Linked DNA regions of Homo sapiens: all the other regions are linked to region 1. Evidence: chromatin loops called from intact Hi-C (ENCODE). Cell type or tissue: GM12878. All regions are shown on one strand.

Region 1 (8,000 bases):
CTGTCTCTTCAATGAATGTCTGATTGATGTACCTCTTATTTCTCCCACGGTATCGGGAGAGGCCCTGGCTCTATCACACACCAACTCTGAAACCAAAGGGAAGTCACTTGACTTCTCTCAGCTTCAATTTTCTCATTGATAAAAATAAAGATGACAATAGCCACCCAACTGACCTCCCACAGTTGCAATCTTTACATGAAATAATATGCTTTGAAAGCAACCCCGTGGGAATCACATGCAGGGTCATAGTAGCCAGTATCCTTCACTGAGTGATTAGGTGCCAGCCACTTCACAAGGTGTTTTCTTACATATTATTTCATTTAATCATCATAAAAAGCCTATGAATGAATATAATCTCCATTTTACACGTGGGAAACTTGAACTTATAACCTGATCAAAATTGAACAGGTTTTACATCGCAGAGCCAGGATTTGAATTCGGTTCTATCTCCAAAGTAAGGATCTTAAATAATAGGCTGTACTGCTCCACAGACTCTTAGAGCACAAAGGGACCCAACAAATCATTAGGCTGAGTCCCTGTAGTTAGCAGATGGGGACACTAAGTCTCAGAAGGGGAACATGACTTGCTGTTACAACTAACAAGAAACCACAAGTGTCTCTTCACAAGATACTAAGATCCATGGCATTGTCTTCCAGCCAATGTGGTTCCTGGTCACTCAAACCTCAGGGAGTGGGCTGGGGTTTCTGTTCTCATTTAGCACCACTTCTGCATTGCTGGTAACCAGAAACTTTTGAATCCACCCTGTTATTCAATGGCCAAATTACATATTCTGAACTGCACTGGGTGAACCTTTGAATTTCTGTGGAAAGTGAACTTCCACACAATCAAGTTTTCGCCATCACCAAAGCCAATGGGAGGGAGCAGAGGGGTGGGAGGCAGAGAGCCCACAAGTTGGAGGAGTCCAAGGTCACCAGCCAAGCTAAGCCCTAGATATACGTTGCCCCCCACATTTTATCATCTTAACTTGAACTCTTAAGAGTGAAAGGGGATGCTACTGATCATGACAGTCACCATCTCCATAAGGTGCTATTGTCAGAAGCACCATCTTGAAGGAGAAGCTAGCAAGAAACAGAGGTACCAGAACCTAAGTCAAAGGTTATGAGACCAGAGGCAGAACGATGAAGCTGGGTTTGAGGATCCCTCAGGTTGTGGTCCTGAAACAGTCAAATGATTTGCTTTTTATCAGTACCAAGGTGTCACTTCTCTGGTGCTGTGCCTTAGCACAGGTAGTGATAGCAGTGACTGTAGTATATGCCAGTATCACAAACAATTTAAAAGTCAGCATACCCACTGAGTATGCATGGACATAAGATTCACTACAAAAAAAAGTTCTCTGTTTAGCTCACTCCAGCTCTCTTCTCACTCCAGCTGCAATTCTATGAACAAAGCATTTCCCCCTAAAACCTTTCACTTTTCCTATCATTTTTTATGTCCACATAAAAGAAGAAAAACAGAATCAAGTATCCATTCCCCTTTGCATCATGAAATATGATGTAGCCTCCCAATAACCAAGGCAAGGTAAAAGAGAATAATCTAGAGGTCATGCCTGTTCACTGGGTCTAACTAATAGGATGCCTGATTTTTCTTTTAATCAGATTGGCTTATTCTCAATGACCATGAAACAGACCCCAGAGGACATGTGGATTGACAATTTTCTGGCCTACAGTGTTATCTCCAGTTACAACCTAAAATCTCTCTGGTCCTCAACCATAACAAGCTACAACTTAAACTCTGGTGCTCTGTGGACACTTGCCCACCTTTCATTTGCCCTCTCTTTTGAGACTATCCCTGATTCCATTGCTATTTATCCACTCATTTAACAAACTCACCATTGCCAGCCTCTGTTCAAATAAGCAAAACAAAAATCCCTGCCTTTGTGGCACTTATATTTCAATGGGAAAGTCAAATAATATAAAACAAACATTTTTGGGGAAACAGGGTCTCACTCTGACGCCCAGGCTGGAGTGCAGTGGCGTGATCATAGCTTGCTGTAGCCTCGAACTCCTGGGCTCAAGCAATCCTCTCAGCTCAGCCTCCTGAGTAGCTGGGACTACAGGTACACACCACCACACCTGGCTTTATTTTATTTTATTTTATTTTATTTATTTATTTTTTTTAGTAGAGACGAGATCTCACTATGTCGCCCAGGCCGATCTTGAACTCCTGGGCTCAAGTGATCCTCCTACCTCAGCCTCCCAAAGTGCTGAGATGACAGGTATAAGCCAACAAGCCCAGACAAAAAGCAAACATATTAAATAGGTAAATTTTACCATATGTTAGAGGGTGATACAGAAATAAGTAGAACAGAGTAAAAAATCTCAAGATTAAAACTTTAAACTGAGGGGAGGGATCAAGCAAGACATCGTTGAAAAATTACAGTTCAGCAAGGAATGGAATAATATTTTTTTAAAAAATAGCCATGCAGGTATGTGGGGAGAAAATATTCCAGGCAGAGAGAACAGCCTGTGCAAAGGTCCTGAGGTAGGATTAAGACTAACATGTTCAAGAAACAGCAAGTAGGCCACTGTGGCTAAGGAAGAGTGAGCAATGGAGGAGACTAGTCAAAGATGAAGTCAGAATGGTGCTCAAGGACAGATCACAGAGGACCAATCAGACCACTGTAAGGGCATTTATTCTGAATGAGATAAGGAATTATTGCAGGGCTTTGAGTAGAGGAGTGACATGACGGGACCTAATTCCTTAAAGAACCGCTCTTCCTGCTGCATGAAGAATAGACTGAAGGGGGCAAGGGTAGAACCAGGAAGCCTTGATAAGAGGCTGTTAAAGTTATCAAGGTAAGAGATAATGGTGGCTTGGACCCAGTGCAGCAGCAATGGGGGTGGTAGAAGGTGATTGGATTCTGGATGTATTTGGAAGATAGACCTGGCCAGGCTACCTTCTGACTGGGTGTGGGATGTGAAATAGAAGAATCAAGAATGACTCCAAGGCCAGGCATGGTGGCTCACACCTATAATCCCAGGACTTTGGGAGGCCGAGGTGGGTGGATCACTTGAGGTCAGAAGTTCGATACCAGCCTCGCCAACATGGCAAAACCCTGTCTCTACGAAGCATACAAAAATTAGCCGGGCTTGGTGGCACACCCCTGTAATCCCAACTACTAGGGAGGCTGAGACAGGAGAATTGCTTGAATCCAGGGAGCGGAGGTTGCAGTGAGCCGTGATTGCACCACTGCACTCCAGCCTGAGCAACAGAGCGAGATTATGTCTCAATAAAAAGAATGACTCCTATGTTTTGGGCTACAGGAAGGTTGGAGCTACTGCCATCCAACAATGTCTGAAGCAGATTTGTGGGGAGGAGACCAGGAGTTCAGTGGGAACTTGCTGAATCTGACCTTCAAGTAGAACTGTTCAGTAGGCCGTTGTACATACAAGTCTAGAAAACATTTGAGAGCTCCAGGAGTTGCCAACATATACATGGTATTTAAAGACTTGAAGCTGGATGAGGTCAACAATGGACTGAGATGGAGAAATGAAGAGGAACAAGAACTGAGTCTTAGAGCCTTTCAAACTTGACAAGTCTGAAGATGAAGAGGAATCAGCAAAAGACACTGGAAAATAGCCACCAGGGTGTTGGAGGAAAATCCCATACAATTCTAATTTCAGTGGGCACACAGGACAGAACATTCTATTCTCGAATCTTCTTTGGTTCCCTGAACCAATGTAAACAAATTCCATACTTCTGAGTGCTTTTTTCTTTATACCTGATGCCCAACCATTTCAAGCCCTCTCCCTGGGTTTCCTGTATAGCTCTGGTAACAGCCAGAGCCACAGCCGCGACATCATGAAAAGCTCAGATGGGCAGCCTCTTTCCTGCTTTGATACATCCCATGTCCAGAGGAAGAACTGTGGATCTAAACAGAACCCACAGATGGTGGCCTACCTAACACTATCAAAACACAGAAAGAATGAATGCTCAAACAAGCTCCCCGTCAGGGTGTTGTGCTGCTTTCAGGAGCCCAGCAGCATGTAGAAGATGATGTGCAGAACTCGAGGAAGAGGATAGATAGACTTGAGGACCCAGAGCATCCTACAACTTGAGACATGTAGCCCACTACCTCTATGAGGATCCTGCCCTATATCCTTGTGGACCATGTGCTGAAGTTGCCCTTAGGAGGAAGCAATGTCTAGGAATTAACTTCTGAGGTTCTGAGAACACAGAAATATCTTCAAAGCTTCATCTTTACAATTGGATTTACATACTGACTCATGTTTGAAATTCTGCCATTATCAGAGTTTAATCACTTGATTTTAAAATGTTTCTAATCAACTCTGCTGTTCCTTATTCTCAGCTCAAAATGGGAACATAGAGTTTGATAGAGAGGAACCGGGAGAAGAGAGAAGGCATGGGATGATGAGGAGGGAGAAAGTCCCCTCCACTTCTGCCTCACCTCCCAGGAAGGAAACTAGTCCATAACAGGGAGGCAGGAAATGTAACCTCCCACCTGGAGTTTCCCCTGTTGACAGATGGGGGAGGAAGTCATGGGGATGAGTCAGAAACTCTTTGAGGGAGGCTTTGCTTGAGAGCTGCCTATGCAAATTGTCTTGGGCTTCCTTTTCTGCCACAGAGGAAACAGACTAAACCTAAAGGCTTTGCTGGTACACAGAAGCCAAAAGGAGATCAAGTGTGACTATTCCGAGGTCAGGTTTCTCGCTCGATGCCTGAAGGAGGTTCAACACCCCCTCCTTCCTCTGCCTACTCCTTCTGGCCTTCTGCCCTCCACCCAATTCTCTGTCTCACCCACAAATCCTACCCAATGCAGAAAAGTACTCCATACTGTGGTTCTTCATTTCTCTTTATTTCATAACCATATTTCTCATCTCTCTTCCCTGGGACTTCCTCAAATGTCCTTCTTTTGAAGGAGAGAGATGAGGAGGAGGCAAGAGGCATACCTAGGGAATTCCCTGGAGTTCAACTGAAACTTGTTGCAGTTCTGTTTCTAAGTCACCATTTCCCTGAGGGCAGCACTTTCAGAACCTACTGGCAACTGAAGTCTAGATCCCCACTCTGAAGCTCAGAGCCTCCCTTTGGCGGGCCTTGGGAAAGGAGGACAGGCACAGACAGCTTACACCCAGCATCTGGCTCCTGGCTGTGAGCTTGGATCTCTCCCTGCATCTGTTCCCTCGGTGCCTAATTCCAGCCCTGTGGGTAGATTTGGTCTTCAATAGCTGTCTGGTGCTTCAAGCTTTGTTTGTCTAGCTAGAAGCTTCAATTCTTGGTTTTTTGTTTTTTTTTTTTACTTCAAATAACCAGGTACTCCATAATACTTGGAGTGTTCATCTGAAAACTCAAAATGAGTCACTTCGATTTGAAACAGAGATACAGGATTAGCATAATAGAGTGAAAAGGCATGAGACTGGGTGCAAATCCCAAAACCTGACTTCTGGCCCAATCTTCATTATTGTATAAACTTGAACAAGTTGCTAAAGCTCTCTGTATCTGAGTTTGCCCCATCTCCTCCAGGATGAAGCAGGGCAGGCCTTGAATGAGGACAGGGGCCCTGAGAGCTGGAGCTGGGAGGTGTAGATGCTCATGGCAGCCAGTAGAGCCAAGAGGCAGAGGGCAAACCAGGTTCTTAGAGAACACAAAAGGCCCAGACCAAGGATACCAAATCTCTCACCACAATCAAGAGTAAAAGCCAGGAGATACACTGTTACATTTTATATAGGGTAGTTGGAGAAGGCCTGTGATAAAGGGACATTTGAGGCAAGTCCTGAAGCCAGAGAAATAGAAGCTGGATCAGTTCTTGAATATTTGTTTAATCACCAAGTATGTATTAAACCTCTGACACACACAAATATCTCCAAGTTGCTGGGAATACAATGATGAAAAACATAGACATAGTCCTTGCCCTCATGAAACCTACAATTTGATCATGAAAACAGGCTGCCCCCCACCCATAGTAAAACAATATTGTAATGACAAGTTGTGATAAGAAAAAAGAAAGAAATGAGTAGAGTGCTGAGATAGAAATATACAGGGAAGGACCTATTCTGGATAAGAGGATGTGAGGAACAGCCTCTGTGAGAAGGCCAAGAAAGAGACAGCAATGTAAATCGGGACTAAAGGAGAATCCCATGTGGAGGATAAGGATGTCCAGAAGCCTCCCTATGGCAGGGGACTGCTTAGTAAGTTCAAGGAACAAAAGAGGGCAATGGCATTTTAGGCCAGAGAGGGAGGGAAAGAGTGGTAGAATGTTGAGTTTCTGGGCCAGGCACGGTGGCTCACGCCTAGAATCCCAGCACTCTGGGAGGCTGAAGCAGGTGGATCACCTGAGGTCAGGAGTTTGAGACCAGCCTGCCCAACATGGTGAAACCCTGTCTCTACAAAAAATACAAAAAAAAAAATTAGCCCGGCATGATGTTGGGCGCCTGTAATCCCAGCTATTCAGGAGGCTGAGACAGGAGAATTGCTTGAACCCAGGTGGTGGAGGTTGAAGTGAGCCGAGATTGCACCACTGCACTCCAGCCTGGGCAACAGAGTGAGACTCTGTCTCAAAAAAAAAAAAAAAAAAAAAGATTGTTGAGTTTCTGAGTGGGGAGGGCCTTGTAGGCCATAGTAAGCCATAGTTAAGGAGTTCATATTAATTCTCAGTGCAGTGAAAAACCATCACAGGGTTTTATGCAGCATAGCAATGAGACCTGATTAATGTGTTTAAAACATTTCTCTGACTGTTGCATGAAGTCTAGAATGAAGCAGGGTGGAATGCTGCAGGGAGTCCAATTGGGAGGCTGTTGCATATCACAGGTGAGAGAGGAGGAAGCAGAAGCAAGATCAAGAGCAGATTCAAAGCAAGAGGTACCAAAGGATTGCCACAGATGAGTGGGACTTACCAGGTGACTTACAAGTGAACCATCCTGGCTTCAGTGAATCATCCTGGCTTAAGGTCCAGGATTAGGAAAGACAAGTTTCCTCATCATGAAGTTCATTCAACAAGTATTTAACATGCATCTACCATGTTCCAAGTACTAGGCCGGTCATTGAGGATACAGCAGTAAACGAAACAAACTCCCTACTCTTCTTCTGGGCTCACATTCTAGAGAGGAGAGAGAGATAACACACAAATAAACAGATAACAGTCCCCTAGAAATCAGAGCCTGAAACAAAAGCTCATGGCTTAGACTTTATGAGAGAAGGTGCAATTTAGGGGGAGTAAAAGTGAAGGAAAGTAGGAAGTGAGACAGGAAAGGAAGAATGGCAAATACAAGGGATGTGTTACCAAGATGGCCAGCTTTGCCACAAATACAGCTTGTTTCTCCATCTCCATCTCTTCCAGAGAGGTCAAATAAAATCACTGCATGTCAAAACAATCCACTGGAGGGAGGAAGGGTAAGCAATTAACCCTCGGTCTCTTCCTATCTCCTGCTTTCCATTGATTTGTCTACTGTGCAGGACATTAACTGTATGTATTTCTGGGTTGTGTCACTGGCCCCCAGGGCAGCTGCTGGGGAAGCCAGAGCTTCCCTGGATTCAGTTGAGTCAGACCTCAGTGTTGCAGCTGCTGCAGCTCCTACCAAACATAAGTCTAACCCTCATCTCTGGGGAAAGAAGAAGCAATGTGTAGCGTTAGGGGATGAAGTGATTGATGGTGGTGGCTTTACAGCGTAAGTTGTCACTAAGACCTCTCCAGGATGGAAAATGGGCAAGTCCAGGGGACAGGATGAAGGGGATCAGGGAAGGCCCCTCCAATTAAGTATTAGTTGAGCAAAACCTCAGATGAAATGTGGGCACATCCGACGCAAATATCTAGGGGAAAGCATTCCAGGCAGAGGAGCAAGCACATAGAAAGGCAGTGATTCAGGACTGTGCTCAGCTTGTTTGGGAAAAGCCAGGAGGCCAGTGTGGCCAGGAGAGGTGATGTAGGAAGAGAGCCATAGGAGGAGGGACCAGAAAGATGGAGGAGCCTGGTCATATGGAACCTTGTCAGCCATAGAAATGACACTGGATCCTATTCTGAGAGA
Region 2 (8,000 bases), 73 kb after region 1:
ATAAAAGCAAGAACAATTACTAAGCAAAGTCAAACCTATGTCAAAACATGGACATGGACTTTAGGACGCTGGTCAGAATTGCATTGAAAAAGGCCACATACTTTTACGTGGTAAAAGAATACTAATATTAATACATGTCAAGAGGCGTGGACACAACCCTCCACGTCATTAGCATTTCTAGTACACAAAACTTAAGTTGAACCTGGAAAACTCTTTACTGGGAGGAATTCATGTTATAATAAATATTGTTATTCCAATAGGAAAAGCATTTTATCTCTTCACTTTAGCCTTTGCTGAGTATTGTACAAAAAGAATGATGCTGCACTAAATAATGAACTTCTTTTTGAAGAATTTAATAACTAGATGCATTTTGCCTTCCTGGAATCCTTTTGTCTGTCTCTTTGCATCGTTGACTCTTGCTTATCCAGAGATCTCAGCTTAAATATTTCCTTAAAGGTACCTTTCCTGAGATTCCAGCTGGAATTGAGTCCCCTTAGTATACTCTGCCATATCACCTCTTGCAGTTTATAATTACCCAGCTGTTTGTATGAATGTTATGTCTGTGTCTCACATCACACTTTGAATTTCAGAGAGAGCAGTGGCCATGTCTGTTTCGGTCACTGCTCTATAACTCCAGTGTCTCTCATAACAGTCTGGGAAATAATAAGTACTAATTAAGTATTTGTTAAGTGGAAATACTGCTGTTAGAGCTTCTCCTAATTAGAGTGTTAAAAATGAGATAATGTGTGCATGGGGGAAGGGGAAGGAGAGGGAGAGGAAGTAGATAAACTTGTGATATTACCGTGAGATAATCCTCAAGTAAGTCCTCTCACCTCCAGGGCCTTTGTTTCACCTTGTCTGTAAAATAGGACAGACTGGGTTCAAGATGCCATTAATATCCTATATTTTGATTCCAGTAACAATGATGACAGATTATGTAAGCTCATTTGAATGGAATATGTGACAGCTAGCTCCCCAAAAGAATATTTGACAAGTTCTAAATAAACATATTAGAAATGCTTGCCAACTAGATGATATTATTTAGAGCCTCGTACCCCTGTTAGAAACAAGCATATATAATTGGTATATAGTTTGTAAATTAATAAGATGTACTCTTCTTTCAGTTTTCTAATTGAAGCGTAAAGACAAAATTAAGCAGCATATCAAGGTTCATGTAAGTTACAGTTATTAGGTTTAATATTTAGTTTTAATATTTTTCACCCAACATCTTGTTGCATCTTCCAGAGTAAATCTGGGGTCCATAAACCAAACCAGGAGAGGGAAAATGGAAAGAGTGGGCAGAAATCTGACAGCTCTTAGGTTTCTTCTATTTGTGTTAATACTGAGACTTTTAAAAATCATTTTTATATGTAGTGTTTATTATGAATAGTTGTAATTTGTTCTGATAAATTAGTTGTATTAAACACTGTTATTTGGCTAATATTACTAGGTATAATAAAATGATATTTAGTGGGAAGACATTCATCAAAGTAGAAGTAGTTAATTTGGGCCAGGTGCAGTGGCTCACGCCTGTAATCCCAGCACTTTGGGAGGCCGAGATGGGCGGATCACTTGAGGTCAGGAGTTCCAGACCAGCCTGGCCAACATGATGAAACCCCGTCTCTACTAAAAATCCAAAAATGAGCCAGGTATGGTGATGTGCACCTGTAATCCCAGCTACTGGGGCGGCTGAGGCACAAGAATCGCTTGAACCCGGGAGGCGGAGGCTGCAATCAGTCAAGATCGCGCCACTGTACTCCAGCCTAGGCAACAGAGCAAGTCTCTGTCTCAAAAAAAAAAAAAAAAAAAAAAAAAAGTCGTTAACTTGCATACAGTTTTATTCATAGATATTTTACTACTTTATTTTGGTAGTTCATCTTATAAAAACTACTTAAGTCAGATACGTTGTGGAGCTCATTACCTCGTGAGACAACCTGTTCCATTGTTAGGTTGTTGGATATGGAATAATGTGGTAGAAAGAACTTGGGCTTTGGAGTCAGGGAAACTAGTTTGAATCTCATTTCTATCACTTACTAGCTATAGTCACAGGCAAACAACAGCTTCTCTAAAATTCTTGTTTCTTTTCTGGAAAATAGAGTTAAACCTCCTAGAGTTGTTGCAAGGATTTAATAAAGTATCATATCTCACTTTATGTGTTTAGCATAAAGTAAAGGCTTAGTTGTTAATTCCTTCAACTAATTGCTGTGAAAATTGCTAAAACTTACTGAGCACTTACTGTTAGCCAGGTGTTGTTACAGATAGTTTGTACCCCGTAGCTCAATCCTTGCAACCTGTGAGGTTAAGTAAGAAGTGCTCTCATCTTCATTTTTCGTCTACCCTCTGCAGTGATACTGAATAAAATCAATTCTCCTATTAACACTTATTCAAGTATTTGAAAACCACTTATTCTGTTTGGTTTTGTTAAGCACATTTTTATCACATGACATTATTTTTACCTTTGCGTGCATGATTTTTTTTTTTTTAAATCAGTATGGCTCTAAAAATGTTGACCATAGATATAAACATAATTGTGATATAGGCTGAGTAACAAGGAGTATACAGACGGATGCTGATGTGTTCTCAGTGACCTAGGGCATTAGCTTTGCATTAGCTCTTTTAGTCACCCATTATATTAGCAGTTTGAATTAATCTTTTTCGTTGATAAATACCTCTCATATAAACTGCTTACAAGTAAGCATTTCCCCATTTCTGTATTGCACATTTTGGGGAAACTAAATGCAAAGCTTTACACTTACCTTTAAGTTTCAGTTTAATTTTAGTTTATTTCTCCCAGATTTCTTCAACCTGAGGATTTTATAAGCATATTCTTTATGCCTTTATTATCTAATAAATAGTGAAAAATGATATAAGGCTGAGGACAGTGTTTCAAGGCAGTTCCGTAAAGACTTTCCTCATCTAAGGTGACACAGAGCAGCAAACTTAACTACACTAACATCCAACCCACACTCCAGTAACATTCTTGCAAAGGTAGCATGGACAATCATCTTGGATACTATTTTTGTCAGAATAAACTATCTTTTTTTTCTGGCTTTGCTGATTTTGTGGTCTTGGGCAAGTACTTTAATCTCTAAACCTTTGTTTTCTCAACCATATAATGAGTTGCTGTGAGGATTAATGAGGTAATATGTATAAAGTGCTTAGAACAGTATCTGACAGATAGTAAGAGCTTAATAAATGTAAGCTATTGTTATTTTTTTCCAGCTAAGAAGCCTAATAATCATTATTTTCCAAGATGTAAATGTGGTTGACTTCTAGTGATCATTATATTCTTCTCTAGTTATTCACAAACCATTTGCTTCATTATTTTTTATGTTTGTAATTTCTGAAATTTGCTTTCCTGCTTCTCCAGCCGCCAGAACTTGAAACCGCTCTACAAATCTCCAGGCCATGATTATATCTGTCTTTTTGAGCTCTTTCTCCAAGATTGCAGGAGTCAGCTTTGTGATTACATTTGTGAATTGCTTTAGTAGTATGGAATGGACTGCATCTGGACCCAGAGACTCAAACTCATGTAAAGTTGTTATAGTCTTAGTCATTTGTCTCAGGTTTCAGTTCTCAATGCCTTTCTGCAGTTTTAGTTTAAAACTGTGGAGAAGATAAGCAAAATACAAGTTGAGCAGTCTGTCTTTCTGTGCGATTTCTCAACCTTAGCAACATCCTCTGAGCAGTGATTCTTAGTTCCTTGTTCTCTTCGAGAAATAGTGTGTTCTTGTGGAGACAGCACTGGTAAGAAAGTACAAAACCTGGCTTCTAATTCCCGCTCCACCTATTAATAACCATGTGCTGCTGGGCAAGTTGCGTTATCGCCTTGTGCTTCAATTTTCTTGTCTACAAAAATGATTTCTACCCTGTCAACTTTCAAAGAGTTATGAGGTAAAGTATGTGAAACATTTGTAAACTATCAAGTGTTGTACATTATATAAGATGGAATAATGATCATTTACTTGAAAGTAGCTATGAAAGCTTTCATCTTCAGTTTTTTTTAAAGTCTCAGTTTTTTCCTGAGCTTTCCCATTCCTAATACTATAGTTGTGTGCTTTTGCCCTTCTGTCACGTTCTTCCTAATTTAACCCATTAACTACTCTGCAGAGAGTTACTCTGCAGCCACATTGGATGATTTACTCTTTCTCTTCATTGGAATTATTTATGGGTATATAGATGGAACTTAGAAAGAACCATCAATTATGAGCTGTTTCACGCCTAAGCCATGTGGAGGGGTTGGGTCATACCTTTTTTTTTTTTTAACTTTTTGACCTGTGCTTTCCTAGAAATTATGATACATATTTAACTATACCTACTGTTCTCTTTCTTACTGTTAGAAATGCTTTGTGGTCTACAGCCACACCACCCCAAATGTGCCTGATCTTGTCTGATCTTGGAAGCTAAGCATTGTTGGGCCTAGTTAGGACCTGGATAGGAGAAATCCCTTATGGTGAGATCCCTTTCTCTTATGTTCCTGTGATAAGTATGTCAGCTTTCACACTTATTGATCATTTAACTGTTCAGTATATCCCCTCCTGCTTCCTTAGCCTTCTGAAAGGAATGTTTCAACAAAGCAAGTCAAGAGTCATGTTTCGGCAGAATTAGTATTGTAATATTAAAAAAAGAATACTCTTGTATTAGGAAAGTATTGTACATCTTTTGTGTGGTGGGGTGGCATGTATTGTATGTCTATGAAAATGTCAGTTTTACTGTTTTTTGTCCCTTCTGTTTTTGATATAACTCAGTCATGTAATTGTAACATAGAAGTGTTTGGTCTTCATTGATTAAAAATGAGGTAAATTTTAAAAAATGTTTAATGTTTAAGTTTTAGGTATCAGTGTAGAGTGCCAAGGATATTTTTCGAGCCTCTCCCTGAAATTATACTTATAGTAAAAAAAGTCTTTGCTAACTAGCCAAAAATTGCTACCCATTAGGATTTATTAGTGAATTATAAGCATATGACCAAAAATTGTCATTTAAAAAAGTTATGTTCTTATTTTTAAATTAATGTCGAATGAATATAAAGTATTAAAAACCTTTAAAAAATTTCCTTCCAGGCTAACTATATGTCAGAAAGCATCAGCTTTTCTCGATGGACCCATTCATCTAATGAAATATGCCTGTACTATTTTAAAAAGCTTTGTATTTCGTCATAGAAAAGTTCATCCCCCCAGAATGAAAATGAGGACATTTGAGAAGGTGATTTAAGGTGTGGACATTTGAGAAGGTGTCCTATCAAATTAGTAAACCAAAGGAAAAGTACTGAATAGATTAATCCAAAACACTTACTGTTTTTTAAACGAAGAGGATTTCACCTTGACAGAAAAACAACTTTTATTCAATATGTATTTCCTGAAATTAAAGAGACAAGTACAGACTGAAAGGAAAATAGATTCGTAAATAAGCTACGTCAACTCTATCCTGCTGAGGATAGCTCAGTGATGTTAAATCCTTTACAAATCCCTGGTTGTCTTCCTACAGACAAGACTGCTTTTTGATGGGACTGATATTAAGAGAAATAGGACCTTTGGGGCATTCAACTCCTTGATAAAACTTAAAAGTATCGGCATGAGTGGCTTAACAGAGGAAATAAAGAAGTTTTCAACTAAATCCAAAAGTGCGGTCATTTTCTTTACTGCTGTTATTTTAAAAACCTCTTCATAACCATTGAAAAAGAATCGACAACTATTTTAAAAGATTAAAGAAAGGCAGATGTCTGCAAATAATTCCCCTCCATCAGCCCAGAAGTCTGTATTACCCACAGCTATTCCTGCTGTGCTTCCAGCTGCTTCTCCGTGTTCAAGTCCTAAGACGGGACTCTCTGCCCGACTCTCTAATGGAAGCTTCAGTGCACCATCACTCACCAACTCCAGAGGCTCAGTGCATACAGTTTCATTTCTACTGCAAATTGGCCTCACACGGGAGAGTGTTACCATTGAAGCCCAGGAACTGTCTTTATCTGCTGTCAAGGATCTTGTGTGCTCCATAGTTTATCAAAAGGTACTGTGTGTGCTATTATCAGTAGTAAATAATATTGTTACTGATGTTTTTCTATAAATTATACGTGTACCAGTGAGTTAAGACATACTGATCCATCAGTAGTTTATTCTGTGCATTTTTGGAAGAGTTCTAATGACCTCTGAGGCTAAAGACTGAAATTTCAGAGTCTAGCTAATTGGAACATATATCCCAGATTTAAAATACATTTATTTGGCTGGGCGTAGTGGCTCACGCCTGTAATCCCAGCACTTTGGGAGGCTGAGGCAGGCAGATCACCTGAGGTCAGGAGTTCGAGACCAGCCTGGCCAACATGTTGAAACGCCATCTCTACTAAAAATACAAAAATTAGCCAAACATGGTGGCAGGCACCTGTAGTCCAAGCTACTCATGAGGCTGAGACAGGAGAATCGTGGGGAGCAGGGCAGGCGGCGGAGGTTGCAGTGAGCTGAGATAGCGCCACTGCACTCCAGCCTGGCACGGCAACAGAGTGAGACTCAGTCTGAAAACATAAATAAAATGCATTTATTTTAGCTTTAAAGTATCACTCTTCTGTTTGTCTCTCAAGAGCAGGAAAATCTGTATAGAGTCAAGGCAGCATAAGAAATCTCATTTGTTTTCAGAGAAAACAGGAGGTAGAGGGCACAAGGCCCCCTGGGACACAGTAGCTAGCAGCTGAGTCCCATCTCCATACCTTGTTATCTCTAGGTACCCTGTGTTCTGGCCCCTCTTTTTTTTATCCATTTCCTTCTCTTTAGATCTTGTTTAGGAAGATTCTGAACGTCCTGAAAAATAAACTGCCATTTAATATAGGACCATGCTTTCTGTCTTTTAAAAAATAGGTAAATTAATTTTGAATATACGACAAAATATTTGAAAATTCAGGGTGGTTTTATGTTGTTTCTCATTCACCCTCCTTCCCTGTACCGTGCCGTTTTCTTAAGGAACTTTAGCTAAATATCTTTAATAATCCCGATTTGATGGATGAGGCTAGTATGTTTTCTGTGTTATCAAAAGAGTTTATATGGGTTGTATGAATTGGTTATATTTTATTTTTAGTAGATTTTAATGAATTTTCAAGCATGTTTCAGATTTGTTTCAAACAAATTGTAAACTTTCTATTTGCAAAAATCATCTCTCTCTGGGAATTCATGCTCTTCATCTTACTGTCTTTGTTTCAATTCTTTACGCTTTATATAGTTTATCATTCATTATCTTCTGATGTAAATAATTACCCATCCAAAAGATGTTGTGCAGTTTGTGAAAATGACCTATGCTGCCTTTGTTTTAACAATGACTTGTACATGTGGCCTAAGTTATTCCTAAGTAAGAATAACTTTACTTCTGTAGACCTGTAGAGCATTGTATCCTTCCGTAGCTTTGCTTTTAGTTTCCCTTCCATTATCCTTTACAGACTGTTTTCAAACACTTTTGCAACTAGATTGTAATTTTTTTATTTAATTTTTAAACTTAAATACATATTTGTAACTTAAATATAATGTTCCCTTTTTATTTGAAACCATAGAAACTCATAACCAGTGTTTTGATGACTCTCTATGATTTAGTTTTCAATCTTTGGAAATTTCATTTACTTATTTTTTGCACAGTTTTTTAATTGAGAAAAAATTGTATATATTTATTAAGTACAGTATGTTCTTTTGAAATATGTATATGTGGTGTAATGGCTAAATTGAGCTAATTGATTTACTTCTACAGAGGTTTACCAGTTTTCTGCAGGATTATTCTAGAATCAGTGTTACTTCATTAATATAAATGTGAGGAGTGGGTCAGTGGGTGAAATTCTTGGAGAACCAGATTAAAAATCTTGATCTGTGAGCAACTAGAGTGATGTCAGGGAAATAGGATATAGCTTAAAAAGGATAATTATACAAATATAAAATAGTTATTGATTGTGGACATAGCAGCATAAAATCGATATAGTAAACTGAATTTTACAATGACTCTTGCAGGGGAATCATTTTTCCTCAAGAGGAACTCTC
Region 3 (8,000 bases), 100 kb after region 1:
CCTACTTCTGGAGCTCAAATGATGAGAAGTAAATGGACTTGCTAAACTAGAGTTTGAAATCACAATATTAAATAATTTACTTTTATGGTCCAGTGCAACTTTCAGAGAAAAAATGATTCTGTGTACTTTGACATAAGTGAATGTGTGAGCATTCTTAATCTCATCGCAGTACAAATACAACGTGTATTGTAATACTTTTCTTTTTTAAAGCTTTAGCCACAGTAGAAGACTTCCAGATTCGTCCACATACTCTCTATGTACATTCTTACAAAGCTCCTACTTTCTGTGATTACTGTGGTGAGATGCTCTGGGGATTGGTACGTCAAGGACTGAAATGTGAAGGTGTGTGTTCTAAAATTTTTGTGGTCATTTGAAATAAGATTCCACATTTGCATTTTTTATTATCAGTGAAAAAGCAAGATGACGAGCTGTTGACTAGGGTGGTAACGAGGATTTAGAATTGGAGAGATCAGGACTCTCATTTTATCTCTGCCACCTACTTCATATTCTTGGGCAAATTACTAAACCTCTTAAGATTAATTTCTCGTAAAATACATTCTGCCCCACTGGTTTCATAAAGAGTAAACGGTTAAATCAGGTAATAGGGTTAAATATTTAGTACAAAATAATGGCTCCATAAATATTCATGTTGTTTTTTGTTTTTAAAAGTTTTCTTGGCCAGGCACGGTGGCTCACACCTGTAATCCTAGCACTTTGGGATGCCGAGGCTGGTGGATCACCTGAGGTCAGGAGTTTGAGACCAGCCTGGCCAACATGGCGAAACCCTGTCTCTACTAAAGATACAAAAACTTAGCCGGGCGTGGTGGCGGATGCCTGTAATCCCAGCTACTCGGGAGGCTGGGGCAGGAGAATCGCTTGAACCTGCCTGGGTGACGGAGGTTGCAGGGAGCCGAGATTGCACCATTGCACTCCAGCCTGGGTGAAAGAGCGAAACTCTGTCTCAAAAAAAAAAAGTTGTCTCTTACATACAACTAAATTGTCAAATTTGTTCTGAATTAGAATTGCTAGGAGTAGGACACAGGTGCACATTTCTGATGAAGAAACAGTCTTCTAAGGTGGAGGGTCAATCAACTTTTTCTGTAAAGGGACAGAGAGTAAATGTTTTAGACTTTGTTGGCCATATGGTCTCTGTCATGATTTAACTCTGCTATTACAGTATGAAACCAATCATAGACAATATGTAAACGAATAGATATGGTTGTGTTCCAATAAAACTTTATTTAGGGACATTGAAATTTGAGTTTCATAAAATTTTCATGTCACAGGAGGAATTTGGTACAGAGGCCATAGTTTGCTAACTAGTGCTTTAAGGCAGTGGTTCTCAAACTGTATTGTGCATCGTAAAACACACTTTGCTGGGCCTCATCCCCGTAGTTTCTAATTCAGTAGATCTGGGGTGGAGCCTTGTAATTTACATTTCTAACAAATTTCCAGGTGGTTGCCTTAGGGACCACACTTCAAGAACCACTGCCCTAGCTGACTTATCCTTTTTACACATTTCCTTTTCTTCTTGAATTCATTAGCTTCCACTTAGCCTGCTGTCTGGGTTCTTAATTAGGATAGGTATGGCTAACAGAAAATATGTTAAATAAAAGAAGCAGTGGTTTTTATGTATCACACTTAAATAGTAAATTTTTTTTTAAATCTTATATTTTACCTTGTAAAATATGTTTAGGCTGTGGATTAAATTACCATAAACGATGTGCCTTCAAGATTCCAAATAACTGTAGTGGAGTAAGAAAGAGACGTCTGTCAAATGTATCTTTACCAGGACCCGGCCTCTCAGTTCCAAGACCCCTACAGCCTGAATATGTAGCCCTTCCCAGTGAAGAGGTACGTATTCTAAGGTAATAGACATTTTAGTAGTAGTTATTCTCTGTGTTTCTACAGGGTGTATGACATCACTCTAGAACATAATTTATATGCTAAAGAATGGTAATGTTCCTACACTTAAGAAACATAAAATGTAGTAATGGAGACAGGACTTACCGGTAGTAATGAATTGCATTTTGTACACCTTGGGATGGTATTATGGCTTGTACCACTGCTTTAGCCTTCTAGTCAGTATCCTGGCTCCTGGTCTCCATACTTAAATCTTTTTTTTTTTTAATTTTTTTTTTAATTTTTGTTTTTTTGAGATGGAGTCTTGCTCTGTCGCCCAGGCTGGAGTGCAGTGGCACGGTCTCTGCTCACTGCAACCTCCGCCTCCTGGGTTCAAGCAATTCTCCTGCCTCAGCCTCCCAAGTAGCGGGGATTACAGATGCGTGCCACTACACCCAGCTGATTTTTGTATGTTTAGTAGAGATGAGGTTTCACCATGTTGGACAGGCTGGTCTTGAATTCCTGACCTCGTGATCTGCCCGCCTCGGCCTCCCAAAGTTCTGGGATCGCAGGCATGAGGCACTGCTATCTGCAGATCTGTATACAGATGAGACAGTTGAGACACAGAGCAGCTAAGTGACTTGTGTGAAGTCAGAGAGCAAATTAGTAAGAGATAGTGGAATTAAACCCAGATCTCATTATTAATAAATCAGTGATTTTTTTTCCTAATACAGTGTACCTCTCAAGGGCAAAGGCAGTAGATCCAGGAAAAAAGAAATAACTCCCTTGTACATTTCATAGTATTTGAAATGACTTCCATCTGTAGGTTGTAATCTTATTATTTAGTTTTTTCTGTAACTTCTCTGATCTTCTGTAAATTAATGGCAAAATCAAGGCCTTGTCTTGGTACTGTGATCATAATATTTTGCTAAGTTAAGACACCAGAGTAAAAGCTTTTGAAATCCTTTCACAAAAATTCCATCTTCTCTTACTGCTTAGCCCTAGTGTGAGATTTTTAAAGGATAAAAAGAGTGCTGCGGCATAAAGGACTGAAAATGAGGGGTTGGTATAAACCTACAGAAGAGCCTGGAAAAGATTAGTAGGAAAAAGTTAGTGCATCTTATACACTGAACTGCACAGAGAACTTACCTAGGAATGAGGACAGTAGAATAGAGGTATGTCAAGAGCCCCACAAATGATGCTGTTACGCCACCTATGCCCAGTTGAGTATTACTAGATTAGGAAATAGCAGAAGGACAGAGCAAGTGGATAAGGTGTTACATTTTTCATTAGTTTATATTTTATCTTGAACATGAAAGCTCCTTAGGGAAGTATAAGAAGTGCAGTTACATGTCTGAATTGGTTAGATTGTTCAGGGTATTTTTAAACAAGTAGAACTTGTAGCATGGAAGGGCTTTCAGGGTTTACTTTAGTCAGTTCAAGCATAGTCTCAAAAAGAAGAACTTTATTTTCCAACTGTTTGGGTTTTTCTACCAGGTGAACAAAAAGCAAAATTAAAGAAGGCATGAATTAAAAATTTTTGTAACCTGAGGGGTAAGTAGATTTTGGTAACTATGACCCTTTCTATATGAAGGGAATAATCAAACTAAATTATAGATCACCCAGTTCAATGTGGCTCATTTCATTCATTCAACACACATTCACCGATTATTGTATGCCAGGCCCTGTTATATACTAGGGACACAAAATTGAATAAAACATAATCCAAATACTCAAGCACAAAATCCTAATACCCAACTACCATCTAGCTATATGAACAGATTTTGCTGTACCTGCTTGCATCCTCACTGCCAGAACTGATGTCCTGAGATCTTTCAGCTGCCTTCTATAACTAGTCATGTTTGTAATTCAGAGAAGTTGGGTAATTCTACATTAATATGTTCAACCAAGGGAAGGAAAAGAAGTCAGAAAAAAACAAGAGACAGAGAAGTGCAAGGGAGAAGTAAGGGGAGGAGAAAAAAGAAAAAAAAGGGAAGAAAAGGAAAAGAAAAGGACAAAACAACTGGTTGGAGAAGAGCACTATAAAATGCCTCAGATTGATAGTGTAGGCAGGTATTTTTCTTTTTCTTTTTCTTTTTCTTTTTTTTTTTTTTTTTTTTTTTTTTTTTTTTTTTTTGAGATGGAGTTTCGCTCTTGTTGCCCAGGCTGGAGTCCAATGGCATGATCTCGGCTTACCGGAACCTCCACCTCCTGGGTTCAAGCGATTCTTCTGCGTCAGCCTCCCGAGTAGCTGGGATTACAGGCATGCACCCCCACGCCTGGCTAATTTTGTATTTTTAGTAGAGACGGGGTTTCTCCATGTTGGTCAGGCTGGTCTTGAACTCCTGACCTCAGGTGATCCGCCCACCTCGGCCTCCCAAAGTGTTAGGATTACAGGCGTGAGCCACCACGCCTGGCCAGAAGACCAGGCAGAAAACCAACTAGCTAGGTTCTGGAATAGTCTCCAAAATGGGTAAACAAAGTTTACTTCTTCTTAAAGCTGAATTACTGAAACTTGTTTTAATTAGTTTTGTATCTGCCATTGTTTATCATTATTAATTAGACTTAAAATGTATGTATATATTTTAGTATTAAGATAAATTTGAAAATCTAAAATGTGTTTCAAAATATATTCAGATGTCACATTCAGTAATGCAAAATGAGCAGCAATAATACTTTCTTCATTTATTTGTTTTAAAGTTTGTGTATTTGATTTGTAAAGTGCTGAAATGTGCCTGGCAAATAATCATCAGTGAATATATACCTGAGAATTAACATATCTTAGATGTTTTTAAGCATAAATATTAGCAAAAAGAATCTGCATTTTTCTCATTCAAAGATTGGTAAATTAAACATTGCAAAGGAAACTGCTGAGAACAACATTTTTAGAGTTTTTTGGCTTTAGTGTTTGAAATAAATGATTCTTGTGGTTAAGCTCTGCTCCCACTACTCTGTTTTTAATATTGACTTACACTTATGAAAATTACTTATGTTATAGTCACATGTCCACCAGGAACCAAGTAAGAGAATTCCTTCTTGGAGTGGTCGCCCAATCTGGATGGAAAAGATGGTAATGTGCAGAGTGAAAGTTCCACACACATTTGCTGTTCACTCTTACACCCGTCCCACGATATGTCAGTACTGCAAGCGGTTACTGAAAGGCCTCTTTCGCCAAGGAATGCAGTGTAAAGGTAGGATTAGGTGTTTTCCCTAATTAAAATTTATGTCTGTTTTTGTTATTATATATAGGCTTAAAATATTTATATTTCAGAAGCATTAGCCAAAGAAATTATTCTCATAATTGTTATATAAAGGAAAGAGAAATATAAACAAAATATAAATGTGTGTGTAAACTACTATTACTACTATCTGCAGTGTGTGTTAGGTGCCAGGCACTATAGTAGAACAGTAAACCTTTACATGCTCAGTCTTCAAAGCAATTGTATGTGAATTATGCTTTTGTTAATATACTAGTAGTAATAGGAGTTACTATTACTATTAACTACTAATAGTAATAGGAGTACTAGTAATAGGAGTTAGTAGTAATAGGAGTCATATTTCATTTTATAGACATAGATTAGGTAACTTGCTTAAGATCATGTAGCTAGTAAACAGAAAAACTAGAATGTGGATCTCTGAGGATGGCTTCTTCACCTGTATGCTTATCACTTCCCAATACAGAATAGCTAGTAGGCAGCAAAGCTGATACTTGAGGTTTTATGTCTTTTTGATTCCAGAGCCAGACACTAAACAAAATAAAAATAACGCTTTCCTCTTTTCATTAAACATTTATTACACACACATATAAGCATACTGCAAGAGTTTTGGGTTTTTTTTGTTTTTAAGTATGTAGTTTGGAGAATTATACAAAAACTGTCATTCCCGAGAATAATCACCCTGAAATAGGTAGGACGTAATAAAAGCTACTAAAATTATGATAGGGACCCACCCGTATTTGGATACTAACCCAGCACACTTCTATAGTATTCTCAAAACATCTCTTAATGAAACAAGTTTTTAACAGCATACTGGAATAATTATTTGCTTATAGTTATATAATGCTTTTATGCTTTTTAAAGATGATTTTATCTTTTTGTCTCATACCTTCTCAGCAATGCTGTACAGTAGAAACTTTTCACAGTAGAGTGAAAACTAAAATAGAATGTAAATGTCTTAGATTATTAGTCATTGAGCCAGGATAGGATATAAGTAGTCTAACTATAATCTTATATACTTTTTTCATGTAATTAGCAGTTCTTGGTATTGTACTTTTTATATAGTAGAAGTATTTGTGGAATTGAATTATCAAGTGATCTAAATAAAACATTAGGGTTGAGGGTTTTGTAACAAGAAATTCTTGCTTACAAGACAGAGTAAGATAATTGTATATAAGCTTAAGCATATAAGAAAATAAAGCTTTTCTGAGGGGGGAGGGATAGCATTAGGAGATATACCTAATGTTAAATGACGAGTTAATGGGTGCAGCACACCAGCATGGCACATGTATACATATGTAACTAACCTGCACGTTGTGCACATGTACCCTAAAACTTAAAGTGTAATTAAAAAATAATAATAATAATAAAATAAAGCTTTTCTTGACAGTGTATGATAGCACACAAGAACATTAAATGGGGAATAGATTATACATTTGTTGTCAGGTATTTGATAACTATTAGGCATTATAACATGATGAAATTTTATTTCAACAGCTTGCTTTGAATATGAGTTACTACATAAATTAATACTTTAAAATATCAACCTAAAAATGTATTGGCAAGCAGCCACTGAGAAATGTTTTGGGAAAGAACATTAGTAACAGATGTACACATTCTAGCCAACAAATAATCTTAATGAAGGTAGTTAATATTGCTGCTCTGCTAAGCAGAACAGAAACATTCTTAAACCATATGCAGAAAAGTACAGTATTTTGTAGAGGAACTAAAATAAATACAAATGAATTTTTACATAAACCTGTTAATTCTGCTACTGGATTATTCAACTTTTTAGGGTTCTGGAAGAAGAATCTTTTATGCTTATATTGGTTCAGAAAATGGTAGGTTTTATTTCAGTATAGCTAAGCTATTTCATTTATTAAAATAATTATAATTCAGTGATTTCCCTATTTTAATAGTATGAATTAAGATACTTAAAAAATAAAAATATTTTCATTTGTCAGTCTACGAAAGAAAAATGATTTTGTTAAGATAAAACCATTATACTGGATCATTTGAGAAAATACACAATTCTAAGAATTCATTAATCTGTTTGTCTTTATTTTCTATTTTGATGTGTAAAAACTTCAAGGTAGCTTAAAAGCGTATGTAAAGTATAAGAGAGCATAAGCAAATTAATAAAAACATGGGTAAGGACATAGAGAACTAAAACTGCCTGCCTGCCATTCAAACCTACATACTTGCAGGTAGTCCACAAATTCGGCTCTGAATTTTTTTTTTTTTTTTTTTTTGAGACAGAGTCTTGCTCTGTCGCCCAGGCTGGAGTGCAGTGGTGCTGCCACACCCAGCTTATTTTTGTATTTTTTTTGTAGAGACAGGGTTTTGCCACGTTGGCCGGGCTGGTGTCAAACTCCTGGCTTCAAGTGATCCACCTGCCTTGGCCTCCCAAAGTGCTGAAATTACAGGTGTGAGCCGCTGCACCCGGCCTGAGTTTTCAAAGGGAAAATGGAAACCTTGTTGTTTTCACAGTTTGCAAAGTTCATGAGATAAAACACAAATCTATTGTTTAAGAGGTAGTGCAAGATAATATTAATATCACATGAATTTTCCCTAGGGCCTGTCTTAACAAGGATAGTGTTTTAAAGTAAATTTTATTCTCCACCAAATTATACATTTCATGGGGCTTATGTCATATAATGATCTTTAGCCTGTGCTGTTGGCATGATACCCAGGATTTTCTTGACTCACAAGGGTTACAAAAACATTCTAAGTCAGGACTTAAAGTTATTTTTACCCAGTTATTACTCATAGATGCATTTCAAAGGTGGTATTAGACATAGACCAGTGGGTCTCAACTTCAGTATGACTTACAGAGCTCAGCCCTACCCTCCCCACCCGCTAAGAGTTGCTGATATAGTAGGTCTGGGATAGGGCGCAAGAATTTGCATTTCTAACAAGTTTCCTAATGAAGCTGATCTGGGA

What was found. A loop is a pair of places that touch in the nucleus more often than their neighbours do. Peaks named below come from ENCODE experiments on the same cell type or tissue, not always from the same donor. Only the 100,000 strongest peaks of a DNase experiment are listed, where the experiment ranks them.
Region 2: a loop joins it to region 1, with 2.3 times the contacts of the local background. A loop is called at or near these places in 14 of 110 quality-filtered maps.
Region 3: it touches region 1 in a loop (2.9-fold over the local background); 7 of 110 quality-filtered maps call a loop at or near these places.

Annotation. Positions count from the first base shown.
Region 1 is chr2:37,387,154-37,395,153 of GRCh38, reverse strand. No RefSeq gene overlaps it. Among named protein-coding and RNA genes, the nearest start is that of QPCT, 47 kb to the right of the region's middle. RefSeq lists an enhancer at 4,861-5,050. In GM12878, no CTCF peak of the experiment used is centred here; DNase peaks (open chromatin) are centred at 707 and 4,583; H3K4me3 peaks cover 364 bases; H3K27ac peaks cover 1,387 bases.
Region 2 is chr2:37,314,240-37,322,239 of GRCh38, reverse strand. It overlaps PRKD3 (protein kinase D3), which reads left to right. Exons shown (of 19, transcript NM_005813.6): 2 at 5,061-6,003. The coding sequence starts at 5,716. Among named protein-coding and RNA genes, the nearest start is that of PRKD3, 6.6 kb to the left of the region's middle. In GM12878, no CTCF peak of the experiment used is centred here; a DNase peak (open chromatin) is centred at 3,599; H3K4me3 peaks cover 870 bases; H3K27ac peaks cover 474 bases.
Region 3 is chr2:37,283,210-37,291,209 of GRCh38, reverse strand. It overlaps PRKD3 (protein kinase D3), which reads left to right. Exons shown (of 19, transcript NM_005813.6): 4 at 211-342; 5 at 1,697-1,854; 6 at 4,841-5,033. Among named protein-coding and RNA genes, the nearest start is that of PRKD3, 38 kb to the left of the region's middle. In GM12878, a CTCF peak has its summit at 3,055; a DNase peak (open chromatin) is centred at 3,002.